Linked DNA regions of Homo sapiens: region 2 is linked to region 1. Evidence: read pairs that join two places in POLR2A ChIA-PET (ENCODE). Cell type or tissue: PC-3. All regions are shown on one strand. Links, peaks and the distances in the headings refer to the core of each region. The heading gives the core; the rest is flanking DNA.

Region 1 (2,804 bases), core at 220-2,719:
GGCCCCTGCTCCCAAGGGTTTTTATTCTAGCTGGGGAGAGAAGTCACTAATGGAAACTTTTTTTTCCCTTAAAATAGCTTACACCTTACAAAGCACTTTCACATTCCTGATTCCGTTAAAATCATAAAGCTAGAACTGAAAGGAAATTTAGAGATCATCTCTAGGGGTCAAATATTGGCAAATATTGGGCCACCTGCTAGGCTCTTGCCCATGGTAGACATGGCTAACATACCGCACACTCACCCGTTCATGTCATGTATTCACTTACTTATCAGACATCCTCCATGTTCTACATTGCATGTTAGAAATAAAGCAGAAAACCAGACAGACTTGTTTGCTACCTTATGGACAAACAAGAGGAAGAGAGACATTAAACAAATAATTACACGCATGAAGAGTGTTTTTAGGCCGGGCGCGGTGACTCATGCCCGTAATCCTAGCACTTTGGGAGGCCTAGGCGGGAGGATCTCTTGAGCCCAGGATTTCGAGACCAGCCTGGGCAATATAGGAGACACTGTTTTTTTTTTTGTTTTGTTTTTTGTTTTAAGTGTTTTTAAAAGCCGGTGTTGGGGCAGACAAGGACATCACACACTGGGAGGTACCCTGCGGGTGGGAAAGGGTCGGGAAAGACTCCCTCAGGAAGTGATGTTTAAACTGAAGTCTAGGGGATTAGGAAACGGAGTCTCTGAGAGGGTGAAGAAATATTACATACCAGTATGAAGCATGGCCTGAGTGAGGTCATGCTCCAGGGCCGAACAAGGGGTTATGGATGCTAAGTGGGGGTGGGTGTCCGGAGGAAACAGAAGGTTGGTGGAGCAAGGCCTTAAAGACAAATAGGTTGACATGGAGAGATGGGTGGAAGAACTTGAGCCAAGGGCAGATATTATTGTTTCTCCTCCTCCCGCTTCCCAGGGAAGCAGCTCTCATCTAGTGTCAGTAAAAACAAATACAAAGTTATAATTTATTGGCCACCTAGTATGTGGTGGCAATTTTCATGAATTCTCACATGTTCCTTGCGAGACAAGTATTCTTCTTCCAGTTTTACAGATCTAGAAAAGGCTTGGAACGGCTAGAGACGCTTGCTAAGCCTGGCCGTCAAGTAGGCAGCAGAGCTAAGATTTGAAAGCATGCCGGCCTGCCTTCCTAGGCAGACGCACTTTCCACAACGCATCACTGCCATAAAAATCCCAGGCCGAGGCTTGCTCTAACAGCAAATACCACTTGGAAAAGGACAGATCTTTGAGGACCCAGAAATACTTCTGGGGAAAGGATGAGCAGAGGTGCCCCCGGTGGGTGGATACCATTAGGCAGAGGTCTATGCGGAAGAGGCCGACTTGTGGCGTGGGAGGTAGGGAGGAGTAAGAAGTGATTGACGGGGCGTCCCTGGCTGCTCTAGGACTGCATTGCGGGGAGGTGCCCGGCTCTAACCACTGCCCGGCCCGGTTAATCATTTCCTGACCTTCCTTCCTCCTCTCGCTCTGGCCGCAGGATTGCCACATCAGTCTTCCCCCTCCTCCTGCTCGCCTTCTGGCCCCGAGGCTCCTTCGCCGGGTTTTACAAGGAGCCCCAACTTGGAAGCAATATTTGTAATAGCCCCGGACGTCCTCAAGTGCCCCAGTGAGATCGCAGGCTCGATCCAGGGTATGCCGGCCCAAGCGGCCCCTTGAGGCTTGCCCTCTTCTCTAATCCCTCACTAAAAAGAGGTCAGAGGGTCAGGGATCCAATCTCCATACAGATCAACAAGTTACAGACTCGGTTTCCCCCTGCGGTAAAAAGGGGATGGTAACAGCTGGTAGGGTGTTGCGAGGCTTAAATGCGGTATGGGAAGTGCCTGGCTGGGAGACCTTAGGTATCTAACAAATGCTAGATCCCTTCCCTTCTTATCGCCTGGTAATGGGGAGTTTAGCTTGCCCAGCAATCCCAGGCTACGTTTATCTCACTTGAACTTCCTGGCTTGAAAGTCCTACGATGTGCTGGAGGTAACGCAGATGGTGAGTCACAGTGACAGGATTTGAACGTGGGTTCATGGGCGCCCCTGCGGGCCCACCCACGCAGCATCTAGGTGGCTGGCTAACGCCACGTGTTCAGAACCTAGAAAGGGCTACGGATCGCACCTGCCGCAAGGAGCCTAACGCTAAGTCGGGCGGGACTGCCCTGGCACCCATGAAACCCGCTGCCCGCCTCCCCCGGGGCCAGGCCCTTGGCCTCCCCAGCTTGTTTCTTCGTGTATAAAATGAGGGCCACGGTGCCTGTCTGCCCGAGAGGTTTTAAAGTTCTTCTTTACACTTTGCGGAGCGGCCGGATTTTTACCACGAAGCCACCGAGTAGTCCGCACCACATAGGTTCAGTATCCTCCGCCCACCGCAGGAAACGCCGCGGACGGCCCGGGGTGCCCTGCTCGGCGCCCCACCCTTCCCGGGGCCGGGGAAGCGGCGTGACTAGGAAAGTCACTTCGGAACACAGCCGGACTCTGCGCCACCAGCTGGAGCTCGCCGGGACCCCACCCCGCGGGCTGGGCGGGGGCGGACCCGGGGGCGGGGCGGGGAGGGGCCGGCCTGGAAAGGCGGAAGCCTCCAGTCTAGGGGTGGCTGCAGAACCCGGATCTCGGAGTTACACGTTCTACGGAGCGGGGCGCCGGGAGACGGCGGGCGAGAAAACCCGGCGTCCGGAAGCCCGTGCTTTCTTTGACGCAAGGGCTCGAGACGCAGCCGCCGTCGGCCGAGCGCCCGGCTAGAAGCGACACCAGACGGAGCCTCCGGAGTTCCTCCGCCCCCACCTCGCCGGGTCCTGGAGCCGCAGTCCTC
Region 2 (2,804 bases), core at 114-2,613, 490 kb before region 1:
CTGTCATGACAGAGGAAACCCCAGTGAGCTCCCTCCCCCGCTGAAACCAATAGCAAGAGGTTCATCTCCATGTTGCTCATGCCACATGAAGGTGCTGCATAATAAATGGGAAAAAACCTAATAAATAACATACGATTTTGATATTGACTCAATGGGACTTTGAACTCAATATCTGTTGAGTCAATGAATGTTGTTCAATAAATATGCCCAGACATTCCTTTAAAAAGGCATGGAGTTTTCTCTTCTACATATTAATAATAGTTCCATTTATTGAGCATGTACTATGGGCCGAGTATTATGCTAAGTATATCAGTCAGGCCCTTATATACTTAGTATAATACTTGGCCCATAGTAGATGCTCAGTATACCAGTTTGATGTATCACATGCTCATATATCCCTAACTGATATACTTAGTGTATATCAGTTCCTTTATTCAACTCTCCTCAAATTACCTGAGTGTTTAACTTGCTCCCTGACTGACATATACTTAGTAATAGTATATATCTAAGTACATATAGTAATAGTATGTATCTAAGTATATATAGTATACTAAGTATATATCAGTCAGGGAGCAAGTTGAATAGTCATATCAGGTAATTTGAGGAGAGTTGAATAAAGGAACTATTTACAAAGGTGTGGGTAGTGTGGGGAAACCCCATAGGCGCATGCGGTAGCCCAGGGTGGATAGTGCCAGCCATTACCTCCTGGGCTGAAGGATAAAAGGTGGGAGACAAAGACAGGTATGTGGAGAGGGCAGTGTGACAGGAGCTGAGATGGGGTCAAGGGACGCAGCCTGCGAACAGTGCCCAGAAGAGAAGGTGCTGGACTCACCCCTGTCCCCCACTACAAGGTCAGAGGGGCAAACGACAGTTATCCCATCCTCTCATGATTGGATCTGGTTTGTGTCATTTAATTGTCTCGATAATCCTATAAAGTAGGTACAATTATCACCAGCCCATTTTAGAGATGAGGAAACTGAGTTAAAAGAAGAAACAGGTTGCCCAGTTGTGGCAATCAGTGGGCCAGGATTTCAACCAAATCTCTCTGATTCCATAGACCATAAAGTCTGCAGGATAAACTTGCATCATGCCATAAACTTGCTATGAAATTGGCAAGATTTATTTTTAAAAATAACTTTATAAAACTGGATTAGCTATTCACCTTAGCTAAAAGTGTTGATGCCCTTTCGCCCCCCTTTAAAAAATCAAATAACTTGTATATAATTTAGTTGTTTGGAAATGGAAAGACAAATTCGCGGGGTAACTGGTGAGCCACACAAAACCGCATTTAGTCTCTAAACTATGGGGATCTGAAAATCCTGTGTAAGTGTTCAGAGAGAAGAGATGGAGAAAAGATGAAATAAAATGCAGGCTATGGGTACCAGAAGGGATTTTGGAGATGAGCAAGCCCCCAGCCCACCCCCATTGCACAGGAAGACCCTGCCAGGGGAACTGAGTCGCCAGGGGCAGGTGAGTGTGCTACACAGTTGGTCTCCTTGCAGATGAGGCTGGAAAGCTCCCCGGCCTCTACCACCTCTCTCCACACACACACCATGCCCGACCATGTGGAAGAGCTGTCTGTTTCTTGAGCATGCCTGCCCAGGCCCAGGTCTTTGCTATTGCTAGTCCCTCTACTTAGGAGAACTGGAAAGAGCAAAAAGCCCTAACATTGTTTCAAGCGCTACACATGCTGCTAATTTCATCTTTGGAACAACCTGTTACATGGGTACTATTACTATTCCCAGCTGACATCTGTAGGAAACAAGCACAGAACAGTTATGTAACCTACTCAAGGTCACACAGCCAAGACGTGGCAGAGCAGAAATTCAAACCCGAGGAATCTAATCCAAGCCCTTGCTCTTTCCTACTGAATTCCACTTTCTGGAATGCCCTAGCTACTTCCTCCCCACTCTCTGTTCAATTAGTTGCTATTGCTATCTCAAAAACCTTTAGCTCAGGGATCTTCAAAATTTTCCACCAGAGGACTTTGAATGTTGGAGGAGAGCGAATAGGTGCCCGTGGGGTTTGGGGCCATAGCGTGAGGAGTCTGTCATGTGGGAAAAATGTCTTTGCAGTCTCTTGTTTTAATTTTAAAATTCATCCAAAGTTTGTACTCCTTTACATAATACTGTCATGTTTGTTTTATTTTTTTTAATAATGTTTTTAACTACTTACCATCTTAACAAACCAATGCTCTCAAGAGAGGCACCAGATTTATCCTATGGTGGCTATGATAAACACAGGTTTATCCTATGACTTCACCTACCCCATCGCACAAGCCCCACATTCTCCAGGAATGTGAAATCTACTTTAGTTCAAGCGCCACTTCTTTAGGTAAGCCTTCCCTACCCCACCCCACCAAGCAGGGCTAAAGCCTGTGCTCACCAAGTAGCCGAAGTATACCTCTCATTTCCAAAAGGATCATCAACTCTCTCATCCCCTAAGATAGTGACTTGTCCTTCCTTGATTAATTAAGGCAGCTGCCATTCAGGACTATTAGCGTCAACAGGCCCCAGGCAGAGGAGGCAAAAAACCAAATGCTACCCTGCAAAATGACATGGCCAACTGAGGAAGGTGGAGGAGTGCAGAGCAAATTGAGGAAACGTAGGCTTTCTCCAGTGAAGTGCTGGTGAAGGTTTATTGACCTGGGTGTGGGGAGGACAGCACTGATTTGTAGTGTTTGCCAATTTCCAAGTGTAAATACTCCCACAATGGCTGACTTCAACGGGCCTGGAGTTGGGTAGTGATGTGCAGCAGTGTATTCCACCATTATAGACACAATAGATAATAGTAAAGTGTAGCAA

The links. Peaks named below come from ENCODE experiments on the same cell type or tissue, not always from the same donor. Only the 100,000 strongest peaks of a DNase experiment are listed, where the experiment ranks them.
Region 2: POLR2A ChIA-PET joins it to region 1 with 13 read pairs; 3 of 35 experiments call an interaction of 5 or more read pairs at or near these places.

Annotation. Positions count from the first base shown.
Region 1 is chr15:63,501,915-63,504,718 of GRCh38, forward strand. It overlaps USP3 (ubiquitin specific peptidase 3), which reads left to right and starts at 2,679. Exons shown (of 15, transcript NM_006537.4): 1 at 2,679-2,804. RefSeq lists enhancers at 959-1,752, 1,231-1,280, 1,753-2,545 and a silencer at 2,271-2,610. In PC-3, for the core only: no CTCF peak of the experiment used is centred there; DNase peaks (open chromatin) are centred at 377, 1,467, 1,987 and 2,577; H3K4me3 peaks cover 1,650 bases; H3K27ac peaks cover 2,387 bases.
Region 2 is chr15:63,007,898-63,010,701 of GRCh38, forward strand. No RefSeq gene overlaps it. Among named protein-coding and RNA genes, the nearest start is that of TPM1, 33 kb to the right of the region's middle. In PC-3, for the core only: no CTCF peak of the experiment used is centred there; no DNase peak of the experiment used is centred there.